Linked DNA regions of Mus musculus: region 2 is linked to region 1. A link is a loop called in an ENCODE intact Hi-C map of the cell type or tissue named here. Cell type or tissue: left cerebral cortex. All regions are shown on one strand. Each heading gives the region's core, and the rest is flanking DNA. Links, peaks and the distances in the headings are about the cores only. Region 1 overlaps Ssh2 (slingshot protein phosphatase 2). Region 2 overlaps Ssh2 (slingshot protein phosphatase 2).

What was found. A loop is a pair of places that touch in the nucleus more often than their neighbours do. Peaks named below come from ENCODE experiments on the same cell type or tissue, not always from the same donor. Only the 100,000 strongest peaks of a DNase experiment are listed, where the experiment ranks them.
Region 2: it touches region 1 in a loop (2.1-fold over the local background); 12 of 42 quality-filtered maps call a loop at or near these places.

The regions. Positions count from the first base shown.
Region 1 is chr11:77,443,232-77,450,719 of GRCm38, reverse strand. Ssh2 (slingshot protein phosphatase 2) reads right to left here. Exons shown (of 15, transcript NM_177710.4): 14 at 498-1,332. Among named protein-coding and RNA genes, the nearest start is that of Coro6, 17 kb to the left of the region's middle. In left cerebral cortex, for the core only: CTCF peaks have their summits at 2,593 and 3,991; a DNase peak (open chromatin) is centred at 3,968; H3K27ac peaks cover 35 bases.
Region 2 is chr11:77,340,640-77,348,127 of GRCm38, reverse strand. All of the region lies in intron 2 of Ssh2 (slingshot protein phosphatase 2), which reads right to left. Among named protein-coding and RNA genes, the nearest start is that of Gm24989, 99 kb to the right of the region's middle. In left cerebral cortex, for the core only: no CTCF peak of the experiment used is centred there; a DNase peak (open chromatin) is centred at 3,754.

The DNA of each region.
Region 1 (7,488 bases), core at 2,486-4,985:
CCAGGAACACATGCAGTGCACATTTATACATGCAGACAAAATATCATAATGCACATAAAATAAATCTAAAGTGACATCAAAGCCTAAAAAGATAAAATCCTTAAAAAGCCTCGTTTCAAAGGAAGGTCTCAGCTGGATTGTTTTACCATCTACTAGGGAAATCTTTACTAACATCAAGAGTGAATCTAAGGGCTGAAGAAAAGGCTCAGTGTTAAGAGCGTGTACAGAGGACGAGAGCTCAGTCCGCAGCACCTATGGTAGGCAGCTCACAAGCCCCTGCAACTCAAGCTCTCTGGGCACCTTTGCTCATGTGAACTGCCAGCTCACACATATATTAATGAAATAAAGGTTAGGGCCGGGGGTAAAGCTCAGTGGTGTAGCCTGGCTGAGCATGGGTGACCCCCTACCCAGCCTCTCAAAGGCATTAACACAGCAAAGTCTCCAATAGTTTCTTGGGTGAGAATTTCATTAAATAGAAAACCATAAAGCAGTTTTACCTTCGACTGGTCCTCATCCACAGAAGACTCTTCAGAGGCGTGGGGCGTATTACTCAAAGAGCTGCTTCTCTGGTCATCAGCTGCCATTTCTGAAGCTGCCACTTCTATCACTGACAAACGACAGCCCTCACTCCTTCCTCCACCTAATTCTTCTATCCTTGAGTGAGAAAAAGACCGAGACCGGGTTTCTTGAGAAAGCTCTACAAATTTCTCCAGGGCACTAAAAAAGTCAATACGATCTGTACTAAAATCTGAGATGGCAGCTTGGCAACTGGCTTGGGGGCTTGGTGACTCCAGATCAGGTGACATGGGGAGGTCTTTCAGTCGAGATGTCAACTCTTCCATTGGCAGTAGGTGGACATTCATGTCTGCTTTCAGTGCGTCTGTCTCCAGATCTTCCACAGCTAAGTCTGGGAACTTGTTGGCAATGTCTGGGGCCTGTCCAGGTTGGAGTAAGGCTTTAGACGCATGGCAGTTGTCAAGAGGGAGTTTTGATTCACTGAGACAACACCCTGATGAGCATCCATTGATGTCATTTAAATTTAATTCATCTTCAATCTGTCCGGCACGAAACTCTTGTGAAGAAAACTCCAAGCAGATGACTCTTTCTTTGGTGTGTAGTCCTTTCTGATTTGCATCTTGTGGGACCACATGTTCCATAAAGACGGTAGGCATGGCAGCAAGGTTCTCCACAGTCTTCACCTCAGCGATCTGGTCTGCTGACGTGGTCATCTCCTTCTTGTTGAGCTCGAGCCCAGGTTTACAGATGGGTTCGTGGTGGTCTGAAAGGTCACTATCTGAATGAGATCTCCAGAGTTTGTTATGCCGCTGTTTGCTGTGAACAACACAAACAGGTTTGTGAAAACAGTCAACATCCTTCCTGGGGAAACCACACCCAGAGAAACTTATCTCCTGCGAATCCTTGCTCCTATTCACTGGACCAAGACAAAAGAACACTGCAACTTATATGAACAAAACCCAAAGCAAACAGCAATAATGGCTAAGATCTGAATTGTTTCTCGAGACAGAGCTTCACTAGAGTCCCGGCTGACTTGGACGAAACTCCTGCCATCTCTTGGGTAGACCAGTCTGCCTCAAACTCGTAGATATTTCTCTGCCTCTGCCTCCAGAGTGTTGAGATCTGACTTTTTTTCTGTAATCAGATTAATGGTACCTGAAATTGTTGTTAACAGTCACTATTGATAATCAAGTTCTCTCATGGCATGGGTAAGTGTGACCTGTTGACTTCAATCTTTTTAACGTCTTTTACTGTGTTAATGATGGGACAACAAGTGGAGATATGAGGACAACTTGAAATAGTTGGTTCTCTCACTCCATCACCTGAGTCCTAGGGAATCTGTCTCAAGTTGTCAGGCATAGTGGCAAGCACCTTACCTGATGGGCTATCTCACAGGCCCTGTCAAGTGTAGCAATAGTTCTCCAAATTTAATCTTTAAATAATCAGTTCTTCCTGTTAGAAGTTTTCTTGAGGAAATATTTTAAGGGTATATGGTTTTTACACACACACACACACACACACACACACACACACACACACACACATATAACTGGGGTTCAGTTCCTAGTAACCACATAGTGGCTCAAAACCATCTTTAACTCCAGCTCCAGGAGATCTGATATCCTTTTCTAGCCTTCAAAGGCACATGGGTACCAAACATACATTCAGGCAAAACATCATACACATAGTGGCTCAAAACCATCTTTAACTTCAGCTCCAGGAGATCTGATATCCTTTTCTAGCCTTCAAAGGCACATGGGTACCAAACATACATTCAGGCAAAACATCATACACATAAAATAAGATAAATAAATCTGCTCCTCTCAAGACACAGGGATCTATGTAGAAGAGTAGGCAGAAAAGATTATAAGAGCCAGAGGTGGGGGAATGACTTGAAGAAACAACGTCTTCCAGACATGACAGGGCTGCCTCACATACAAACTCAGACTGTGACAGCACACACAGACCTGCATAAGTTCAGATAAAACCTCTCAGCACAGAGAAAGGGACACAAAGTCCTATTCCTAACCAAGAAGCTATTTGCAATAGGTATTTGCTGGGAAAGGGGAAATCAGTTTTCTCCACTAGGGTGGCACTGGATATATCAACTATGCTCTAGAGCAGGCTTCAACACAACATGGGTACTATGGTTTTGGGGTGCTATTTGTCTTACTGGTTTTTGTTTGTTTTGACCTATGCCATCTTTTTTTTTTTTTTTTAAAGAGGGAAAGAAAGGTAGGAAGGTGGAAGAAGATTTGGGAGTTGGGGGAGGGGAAGGAATACAATCAAAATTTACACAGTTTTTTAAAAAATTAAAATATCTAAAATCTTTAAAAAAATGTTTAACAATTTAACCAGAAATAAAACAAAACAACCCCCCAACCTAAAGAACATATAAGTTACTCAAAAAGCAATAATCTTTTGGAGGTTTATTATTGGAATAAGAGCTTATGTATTAGCTTTTGTTGCTGGGCAGATGTGGGGGAATGGTGATCAGGATCCTTCTTATTTTTATTTGTGAGGATGACCATAGAGGTCAGAAGAGGAGTCAGATCTCTAGAAGCTACCCCAGTATGGGTGCTGGATACCAAAGTGGGTTGTTGAGCCTTCTATCCAGCTCCCCCGTGATCAGTCTTTTGTATGTGTTTGAAACAGGATCTATGTGGCCTTTGCTGACCTGGAGCTCACTATGTAGAACTGGCTAGTCTTGAATTCACAGAGCTCCACCTGCCTCTGCCTCCTGAGCGCTGGGATTAAAGGCGTGTACCACCATGTCTGGCTAAGGTGATCATTAAGTTAGAAAATAAAGGAGGCCTAGTAAATGTGGATTGAATATGCTGTTATAGAATGAAGAGGATGAGTATAGAGGACAAGCCTTTCCCAAAAGATCTTAGAACTTGAGACAACACTTAGGAAAATGTGGTCCAAAGAGGGCTCTTTATCAACCCCAGAGATCACTACATAGTCATTCTTTGGTTATTTCATGAAGTGCAGTCTGAGATGGGGACAAGTTTACTTCAAACTACATGCTTATAAAGGAAACACAATTATCAAAGCCCCAGCCAAAATATCTCAGCTGCCTGTACCGTTGGTCAGGATCACCTGCCCAGGGATTAGATCCTAAATATGGTGCTTGACAGTCCCCATGATTTAATAGCAGACAAAGAGTTACCTAACTTCTGGGTGGAAGGGGAAACTCAGTTTCAAACAACTTGCCCGTGGCTTGGGGCCACACGAGGGTTCTGCTGAGTCATGTGCCTACACTGATGTGACCCTGTTTCTTCTCAGCTCTACACCTGCTCTCAGCTCCCTCTGCCGTCTGCTGCTTGGGTGGGGCGCTCGACTCAGGCCTTCACAGCAGAGGGTGCTTTCCGTCAGAGAGAACAGGTCAAATCTGTTTATGAAGACAAGCTATAATCAGCTGGCTGGGTGTACAGTAGAGCTTTACCCTTTTCAAGCTGCATGACCTCTAGCCACCCCTAGGAGGAGACAACATAACACATATCACACATCTCAAGTAAGGGAGAGGCAAGCTGACTGCTTTGAGAAAGCATGGACTAAACTGTATTATTACCAACCAAGGCCAGTTTGCTTCCTGTGTGAGGTTCTTTTCTTAGTTCTGGAGGCCTTTGTTTCCAGGCCTAAATACCACCTGTGCTTTCTGATTTCCACACTGTCACTCATTGTGGGGTTGTGCAAATGGGTCTTCTCATTCAGCACCATAAGAGAAGTCCTGTGATGATGGCTGAGGAGACAGCTTGGAGGGTAGCTGTTCTCAGCCATCTGACAAAGTATGTCAGATATAAAACAGCAGCTGATAATTAGCCAACAAACAAATGAGAAGTTTCCATAATCTCAACAATTCCCCAAAGTATAGTTTTTTGTTTTTGTTTTTGTTTTTTTAAATGCTGGCGAATTGCTTATCAGTCAGGGCTGGGGAGATAGCTCCGTGGTTAAGAATGATTGCTCTTGCAGGGGAGTTAGCTTCAATTCTTAGCACCCACATGGTGATTCACAACCATCTATAACATCCAGAGAATCATGCCCTCTTCTGACCTCCATGGGTACCAATCATGCATGTGGTGCATAAACATGAACATAGGCAGACACTCATACATACAAGGAATAAACCTAGTACACTGAAGTGCTGTATCAGTCACGAGGGGATACAGATGGGAGCTGTGCTAGTGAGGAGCGAGCTAACATCACAGCCTGCTGCTCAGCAGGGACTTCCTTCTCTTCTTGGGGGTTGATGATCATCAGAAAATACTCCTTTGAGCCTTGGGAATACAATTGACACCTACTTATAAGAGAGTAAGAAATAGCATTGGAAATGTAAATGAGGAAAATACCTAATAAAAATATTAAAAAAAGAGAGAGAGTAAGAGAAAGAAAATCTAATCCAAAGACTGGCCTGAGGCAGAGTGGTAGGCACACTAACACAGTCCAGCGACCACCATCACTGCTACAGCACCACAACCTTCACGTGCTCCCTGCTGACCTGTAACCTCCTCCCTCCTGAGCTCTGTGCTGATCATCTGTCCCTTCCTCTCCCTTAAAATGTTATTGCAGGTGGTTTTAAAAATTAACTAATTTTAAGATCGAATCTTACTACACAGCCCAGGCTATCATGCAACTCACTATATGAAGAGCAAGCTGGCCTTGAATTTACTGAGATCTGCCTGCCTCTCTCTGCTGAGATTAGGGGCATGCCCACCACACCCGACCATAAAACATTATTTTGGCTAAAATGTTTTCAAGCTCCATCACTGTATGTAAATTTATTTTCATAAAGTGAAATAAATGTTTCACAATTAGTTTGTCCATATGGTTGACAAATAGTCTTAGCTACTATAAACATTGCCAGGGACATTCTTGTAGCTGCTAAGACTTCAGTCTCTCAGAGGTGTCATGCAATAGAGTGTAATATATGGGTCATGGGGCATGTGTGCATCACTGGTTTGCTGGGAACACTAGATTGCTTTTCAGTTAGGCTCTGCCTGGTGTATTCTAATGCTTTGACATGGACAGTACTTGGCACACAACAGTAGATCATATCTATTATTTTAAACTGGTAATTTCTAATCCAGCTGACCCCCACCTCCCATTCTAGGCAGGCAAGTAAATAAACAAGCTGCCAAAAAGGAACTTCAGAGTTGGCTTATGGCCTAGATGATGCAACCACGCCTCAGATCTCCCCTCCTTCGAGTGGCCCCTGACCTGAATTTGGAATCATGTAAACACAGGCACACATATGACTAGGCTACTCTGGGAAACAGTTTAGTTTTCTTATTTATTAGATGAGCAGAAAAAATGTAATTGATAAGATATATAAGACATTCTATTCTCTTCCTTCTGCTTTCTTGCTACATGTTAGGTAATAGCATCAACTCTTTAAGAAATGTATACAGAAGAAAGTATTGCTAGAAGTGTAGGGCTAGGAGACTGAGGTTGGCCGTGGTTACCTTCTAGGGGACTAGGAAAGCAGTGTTGGCACTTCCATGAGTTGTGCATGGTCCTGGATATTTTCAATTATTTAGCCAGAAAGCTATTTTAAAAAATCCTTTTAAGCCACAACTAGGCTTGGCTGTCATGGGACCAGAAATCCATGTCCTTTCATTTCAGGCTCCTTGCTCTGGGCTGACAGCTATGTCTAACTAGACTGCTCTCCACCAGAAAACCAGGATAAGAAGAGAGCCCTGCTATCTCTGGCCCTCATAACCAAAGTGGACATGTCTGAGGACATGACATACAAATTCTCTCTAGCTTTCCTCCCTAGTTTTCCTCCTGTCCCCTTTACACTGGAACCTAATACCAAAGACACATGGTTCAACTTGCAAATGGTCTGCTTGAAATTTGAACCTGTCTGATAGAGCATAAATCTGGCAGATGCTTGTGGTAGCAGGAAGAGCTTTATAACTCGCTCTTCTTGCTACCACCCCACAACTATTAAAACAGAAAAAAAATACAACATGAAAAATACCAACAGTTTAATTATACCATCCTTCTTAGGTCTTCAAGAGGAAGAGTAAACCAGCCTTTTCTAAGCTACCAATGATATTTTGAGAGATGTAAGAAGTTCTTTGCATTTCTGACATATTGCTGTGGCCCTCATGCTCTCACTAAGACTGTAATCAACTGAGATGTTACTATAGAAATAGGTTACTCAGAGGTCACTGCACCAAGAAGCTCCCTCCAACAGACAACAGCTGGCACAACCAGCCAAGTACCCAGCGCTGCTCTGTGTAACTACAGTTAGAGGATGCTGGGATCACAACTCTTACTCTCTGAGAGCCACCATGTGTTTCCTATGATGTGAAAACAAGATCCAGAAAAAAATACTATTAAGGAACAACCAAACTTTGGAAGTTGTCTCTGTCTAACTGCCTTTCAGAGAGTTCCCCCTTCCTCTGTAGACCACTCCACACAGGTGACACCAGTGAAATGGAGGGACAGTGAGGCTTAGTTGGATTTGGTTCTAGAACATTCTTTATGAGCAGTCCTGGCGGTCAAAAGTGGCCTAAATGATATCCCTAACCTGGACATCACAACACAAGAGATTCCAGAGATACTTTTCATGCCATTTTTCTGGGGAGTTGGTATGACTGTGATGGTTGGAGGCAGGTTAATGTCAGTGGAGAAGGAAAAAAAGAACATATATGAATGTATGCTTTTTTGGTAATCATGGAGAGAAGAAATGATGAGAAACAACCTTTAACACATAGTGGTATATATATATAAAGAATGACTTAAACACTTGGGAGATGAGGCAGGAGGCTTAGGTGCTTTGACTACATAGTAGGTTCAAGGCTAGCTTAGGGTATGTGATAGCCTGTCTTTAAAAAAACCAAAATGTGTTATTTTATGAAAAAAAAAAAAAACCCAAGAAACCAAAAACAAAACAGTAAACAGAGATCTACAGACAGGGTCTCTCTATGTGGTCCTTTCTGTCCTAGAGTTTGATATGTATAC
Region 2 (7,488 bases), core at 2,666-5,165, 100 kb after region 1:
TCCTGGGTAAGGGGGCTGCGGGAGACGATAGCCTGGGTGAAGGGAGAGTAATGGGCAGAGAAAATTTCTCTACTCCGAATGCTCAACTGAAAAGTACCGTATCTTAAACAGATCTATGCACTGTAGCCTCTTAACCAGCTCTATGCACTGTACTGCAAACAAACCAAGTTTATGAATGGTCTTCAAAGTTTTTAAAGGTCTCACAAGTTAAATATGTATCAATGGTTTTCTTGGGTCCTCAAGGTGGAACTAGAGAGATTATAGTGTGTGACAATGTGGACAAGAATCTTCTAACCCTTGTAAATAAATATAGAGGGTTCAACAGCCTTAGTTGTATGTACAATTTGTGAAGATTAAATATCCCAATGCCCAAACTACACATTGGACTAATTAAATTTTGATGCATTTGGAACGAGATCTAGATGTCGGTAGTTTTCGAAGATGGCCTGTGTTTCCATCTAAGGCGGCGTTTCCCATCAAAGGGCATTCTCTGATGCCTTACAAGGTTTAAGCCCTTCCCATGCTCCTTGCAATGGGCTGTACAGTGCCTTTCATCTGATCAGAACTAGCTCTGAAAAAGGAGCCTCTTTCTGTTTCAGGTCTTGGTTTACAGGGGCCAGTACACCGAAGCACCCTGCAACAACTCATCCTCCAGCTCCCCTCTCGCTCTTCCTTTCTTACACCAGGGCAAATACTTTAGGGACCACTGTTTTTTTTTTTTTTTTTTTTTTTTTTTTTTTTTAGTATTTCTGTGTGTGTGTGTGTGTGTGTGTGTGTGTGTATGAATGAATCCAAAAGCCAGAAATTAGTGAACTTTAAAAACAACTTTACTAACCAACTAGGTAAGACTTTCAATGTATTAGAATCAAGAAAAACTCAAATCTTTGTTTTATATGAAAGTACAGGGAAGTTTGACAATATTCAATATGCTGACAATGAACATAATCTAAACATAAAATTTTATGCCTAAAACTAGAATTACTTTTTTATTAGTTGTCCATAAAACTTCAAGCCATTACCAAGGTAATGCGGGGCTCAGAATACTGTGAAGCATACAAAAGGTGGTTTCTATAACTTCCTAGGGATCTGGCAGTAGGAAAGACCCATGTGGCAAGTGAAGAGTTAAGGGAAAGTCTGGATGTTAGTTTCATCATCTTCATCCATCTCTAGGAAGGAAATGTTTTAAAGATTTGTTCAAGCTGTGTCAGCAGGCACCCAAATGGCAGTGTAAGAAAAAAAAAAATCTGCTGATACACCCCAAAATAAATTGCTTAAAATATCTGGCAAACTTGCCAGTTTGAAACTTCTTTCAGGCTGTAATTTATTACAATCTCCTACTGTGATTAAAAAAAAAAGGCACTTTAGAACAGCATTAAGGTGAGCCCAGTTCCTTTCATGACACAGCAAGAGATGGGGATTTTTACTGAAGTCAGTATTAAATGATGTCATTTAGGAAAGATGATGGCATGGCAGTCATCTTTATCTGAAAAACAATTCAGCAGAAAATGTGTATTACTTGATCCAATCAAACTCATTACATTTAGAAATGCAAGGGATGAAGATTTCATAGATACAGATTTTGTAAATATGTATCCTTATGCCACACAAAAAGGTTCCTACAATGGTGCCCCAGAAGTGCACAGTCTTTTGGTTTTCCCTTAAAAGACCTTTGTCAGCCATTCAAGTAAGAAGACTTAAAATACCTCTAATCCCGTCCTTTTAAATTCTCCTTTTAAATAGTAACTAAGGCTTTGATAAGTCCCTTAATGTAAAATTATATAATAAGATCTTTAAGAATTTTTTTTCAGCCAGGTGGTGGTGGCACAGGCCTTTAATCTGAGCACTTGGGAGGCAGAGGCAGGTGGATCTCTGAGTTCGAAGCCAGCTTGGTCTACAAATCTAATTCCAGGACAGTCAAATCCCCAATTTTGTTTTGAGAGTTGAAAATCTTAGACAGACTATTCTCTTGTCAACTAAAGATTCTGAGGAGTCAGGTGTGGTGGTGCGTGCCCACTGTACTAACACCTGAAAGGCTGAAGCAGCAGGATCACAAGTTTAAGGCTAGCCTTCACGACACAGGCAGACTCGGGCAATGAGGTGGCTTAGTAAGTAAAGGTGCAAGCTTGCTGCTAAGCCTGACAACTTGAATTCACAGAGTGGGACTCACATAGTGGAAGAAGAGAAATGTCTTCCACAGGTTAGCCTCTAACCTCAGTACTGGCACTGTGGTGCTGTGGTATGCCCACACTTGTGTAACCACCCCCTATGCAGCCAATAAATAAGTATACTTTTAAAAGAAGCAAGCAAGCAAACAAACAAACAGACTAAAAAATTCTGAAACATGAAATATATTTAGTCCATTTAAGACAGACACCTAGTTCAAATCGACAGTGACCAGCCATTAAAGACTCTGGCTTTGGAATTAACAAACTGCATTGAGTATTAGCTTAATTTATTAAGTTGTTTTGAGGATTAATTAGAAAACAGTATCTATATTTAAAAAAATACTTAGCACAAAGATCTTCTCTTTGGCTTTAATGTTTGCCATATTAAGGTAAGGCTCAATACTGACCTTACATTTTCACTGAGAAAATATTGGAGATGGTTTTCTTTGTTTTTTTCCATAAGCGTTAAGGAGTGGTAATGACTCTGATATAAGAAGTTCTAGGGTGGGGCATGGTGTCATACATGTTTAATCCCAACACTCAGAAGGCTGAGACCAGAGAATATCTGTGAGTTTAAAGCCAGCCTGGTCTACATAGAAAGTTCTAGGCTAGCCCGGGCTACACGGTGAGACCCTGTCTTAAAAAAGTAAGATCCAGGCCCAATGAAATGGCTCAGTAGTTAAGGACAGCTGCTGCCAAGGCTCATGACCTGAGTTCAATCCTACATGGTAGAAGAAGAGATCTGATTCTTATAAATTGTCTCTGACCCCAGTTCATACACACATACAGGAAAAAAAAAAAGAAAGTTAATTCTTTTCAAGATATGTGGACAAAAGCACTGTTTGGATAGGACGACAAGTTTTTATTATCACAAACTTGACAGTCAGCTTCCAGTAATAGAAAGGGACTTGTATTTATTTCATTACCTAGAAGTTGATGAAATGAGTGAAAATTGAAATACATAAAAACATTATCATTTCATTTAGGAAGTTTTACTGTACAGTCTATAGTCATCTGATATCTGTAATATTTACTTCATGTTTCTACTTTTAAGCTTTCAAATAATAGCATTAACTTATGCAACTGTATTATTTAAGTACTTGGTCATAAGAAAAATGATTATACTAAGGACTTCCTTGTGTTTTGATGTTTCCTCTAAGGGTTTGATCTAGAGAAATAAATAGTAAATTAATCCCTTGAGTGTCAAAAAGAAGAAAACCAACACTTTAAACGTTACAAAACAAAAATCTTGTTACCCGGAGTAACACAACCTGATGTATCTTTTAATCTGCAAAATGCCAGGACAAAACTCTCAAGATAATCCCCCCAATTTCAGATTTATTGTGCAGACAGAGCTATCTTACTACACTAAGTCAAAGGCACTCTTCAGACAATACCGTACAGCACAATGTTAACAATAGCTCCGTAAAGCAGTCATGTTTTGTGAGTGTTTTGTTTTAAACACTTGAGTTGAACCATGCCACTGAGCTTTTATAATCATTTGCATAGAATTTCACACACAAGAGCAATGTGGAACCCTGAGAAGATCTGCATCTCAACACCAGAGAAAGGCTCTCTAAAGCGTCCCTCCCACCTGGTCAGAGCCACCATATGCTCCTGCACAAGGACATGCTGCAGTCCTGCTTTCTTCAGGTTACAGAAGCCTGACACGTCTATTGTTTAGTAAAAATAATAGGCATTTATGGGATCACTTTTCACATTCAACACACTTCACAAAACATTAACTGTTTAGTTCCTGCTCTATTTCTTCATTCTGTTTTTTAAACCACTTAAAAGTCATAGTAACATATGGCAAGGATTCAGAAGCGGAAAAGAAAAGCCACTTTTCTCATCTCTGTCATGTCACTCTTAGGCAATTACAACTGTTTTCAGAAAATGTCCTCACATATGCAAATATGAGTGTAGCTGTCCTTTAGGAAGATCACATGATAAATGCACACATACAATTGTATGATGTGTTTTATTTTGCTTCTCATTGACATTTATCATTATATCTTGGGTATCTTCTTGTGGTCATATAAATCTATTTCATTTTATTTGTTTTAGAGACAGGTTCTTCCTACATAGCCCAGGCTATCTTGGGACTCACTATGTAGATGAAGCCTTAAACTAAAGAGATCAGCCTGTCTTTGCTTCCTGTGCCACAATTAAAGGCATGCACACCACACTTGGCCTACCTAACTCTTTTAAAGACACATGTTATATGACCATATACAACTTGTTCAAACAATTTGCTGCAGATAGGTATTTGTTTCCAGTTTTTATCACTGAACATGCTTTTATACTCTGAGAGAGAAGAGTCAGTTGTTAACCCAGAGCTTCACAAGTGGTAGGCTTTGTACTTTTTCACAATTATGTGCACACTTGTGCACATAATTGTTACATGGATGCTTAAGAGGTAGAACTGCAGTTAGTTAAACGTATTTTAAGTATCTTAAGATGTGGTAGATATTAATTAATTGCCCTTAGAAAAGGGTTTTCCCTTTGAACTCTTTCGTCTCACCTATCCCATGAACTAAAGTAAATTAACTTAGGGCCCAAGATGGTCTTCTGTGCAATTGTCTGCCTATTACATTGCAAATGAAATATACTGAGTGCTGAGGAGAGAGTTCAGTCAGTAAAGTGTTAGCCTTCCAACCAAACCAAAACAAGCCATTATATGTAATTCTGATATGAAGGGAGGGAAGTTAGGGGATCCCTAGTGCTTGCAGGCTGGCAGCCTCATGTTCTGAGTTCCAGGCCAGTGAGAGACTATGTCTCAAAGATGAGAAAAGGAAAAAAAGAAGAAAAGAGATAAAAGGAGAGGAAGGAGGAGAGGAAAAAGAAAGGGGGCAGATGGCACCCATGGAAATGATCTCCTAGGATGTCATCCAGTCTCTACATGTTTATGTACAGCCAGATAGGGATACACCTCCCTCCCCAATACATCATAAGAAAAAAACTGCAGGATTGTGTGGCGCACATCTTTAATCCCAGCACTCGGGAGGCAGAGGCAGGAGGATTTCTGAATTTGAGGCCAGCCTGGTCTACAGAGTGAGTTCCAGGACAGCCAGGGCTACACAGAGAAACCCTGTCTCGAAAAAAACAAAACAACAAAACAAAACAAAAAAAGAAAAGTAAATAGGCTGTTAACTGAAACTAGGGAAAATACAAGATTGTAGAGTGAAAACACAGAGGCTGGGAAGATGGCTCAATGGTTAGCACACATGCTGCTTTTCTGAGACCCTCACTCATATCACAACTGCCTGTAACCCCAGGGGAACCTAACCCCTCTGACCTCTGTGGGCACTAGCATTCCTGTGCAAGACTCCTCCATATGTAATTAAATAATAAAAATAAATCCTTTAAAAAAGAAAATATTATAAAGAAGATATCATGGATTATTTATTTCAAATAATTATTTAACTATAATTCAATATATATAATGCATCTTTATTATAATTTTATTTTTGGGAATTTCATATGTGTAAAAATGAAATCATACCCATCCCCAATTTCCCTAAAACAGCTCTACTGTATTCCTCCTAGCATGTTCTTTCTCACAATTTAAACTACTTAAAAATAATATAAATTTATAATATATTTTAAAATGGGGCTGGAGAGATGGCTCAGCAGTTAAGAGCACTTGCTACTCTTGTAGAATACCCAAGTTCAGTTTCCTGCACCCACATGGAGGCTTACAACCATCTGTAAATCCAGTTCCAGGAGCTCTGACACCATTGTCTGCTTTCCTTGGGCACCAGGTACACGTACATGCAAGCAAACACTCATATACGTAAAATAAAAATAAATCCTTCAAAAAAAGATACTTTAAAATACAATCAATGCTAACCCTCATGCTATATAAGGTAGGAAAATGAGTCAAGTATGACCTAATACGGAGAGTATAGTAGAATGAAGTGAGACAGAATGGAAGAAGTGAGTTTGAGAGTAACAAAAAGATGGAAAGTAGAGGAGTAGAAGACCTTGAAAAAGGGAAATAATTGATAGACTGAGACTCATTGAGCTAACATTCAGTGTGCGCCATCAGAAATTCACACGCATTGGAGCTGGAGAGATGGTTCAACAGTTTAAATCAGCCGTTGCTCTTGTGAAGACCCTGGCTGGGTCTCAGTCCCATGAGGCAGCTCATAACTATCCACAGCTATTGTTGCAGGGGATCCTATGCCTTCTGGCTCTGTGAGCACTAGGCATATTAAATTCAGATGTATTATCTCAATTTTCAAAAGTAACTTACTGAGTTATTATCATCATGAGGTTCACAGAGGTTAAATAATGTAAGCAGTCACATTAGTATTTCATATTTATTTTATTGTATGCATGTGAGCACTTTGCCTGCGTATGTATGGTCTGTGCATCACTTGGTGCTTGGTGTCCTTGGAGATAAGGTGTTGTTAGATTCCCTAGAACAGTTGTGAGCCACCATGTGCATTCTGGGAATTGAACCTGCGTCCTCGGCAAGATCAACAATTAAGTACTCTAAATTGCTGAGCCAGCTCTACAATTTCCACAGGAAAATTTCAAACTTAGCTGGACATCCTGGCTTCAGAGCTTGTTTTTCTCCCTATCATCCAATTAAAAAAAAATTTGGGGGTGGGTGGGGAGGGGAGATGGTGTCATGGTGCATGCATAGAGGTCAGAGGACAACACGCAGGAGAAGGTTCTTTCCCTCTACCTGCGGATCCTAGGGTTTGAGCTCAGGCTGTCAGTCTTGGCAACACATGCCTTTACCTATTGAGCCATTTTTCTGGCCTGGCCTTGTTTGTTTTTAAAGGGAGGGTCTCTTTGTGTAGGCTGGTCTAGTCTTAAATTCAGCATTTTCCTGTCTCAACCTCCTGAGCCTGTGTCACCATACCCAGCTAATTTGGTGGTTTTTGTTCTCTCCTATCTTCAAGCCTTACTATTTTCAGTGTTCAAACTGTTTCCTATCGAAGACCACTTTCATCTAGATCAAGTTATTCACGTATAATATATATTTGAGGCCTACTTCATCTCTTAGTTCTCGAACACTTATAAACCCTCACTGGATTCTTACTCTTGTTTTGGAAGAGTGTTTCCTGTACTTCAGAATAACCTTAAACTTTCTATGTGGCTGAAGTTGACCTTGAACTTCTGATATTCCTGTCTCTACCTCTTAAGTGCCGGGCTTATAGGAGTGTAGCACCTTGACTTATACAGCATGCAGGGTTTATCACTGGATTTGTATTAGGTAAGGAAGCTAATTATCATCAGCTTTATTTCAGAGGTGAAACTGCAGGCCTAGAAGGTAAGGACCCAAATTTACCCGATAGGTATCAGAGCT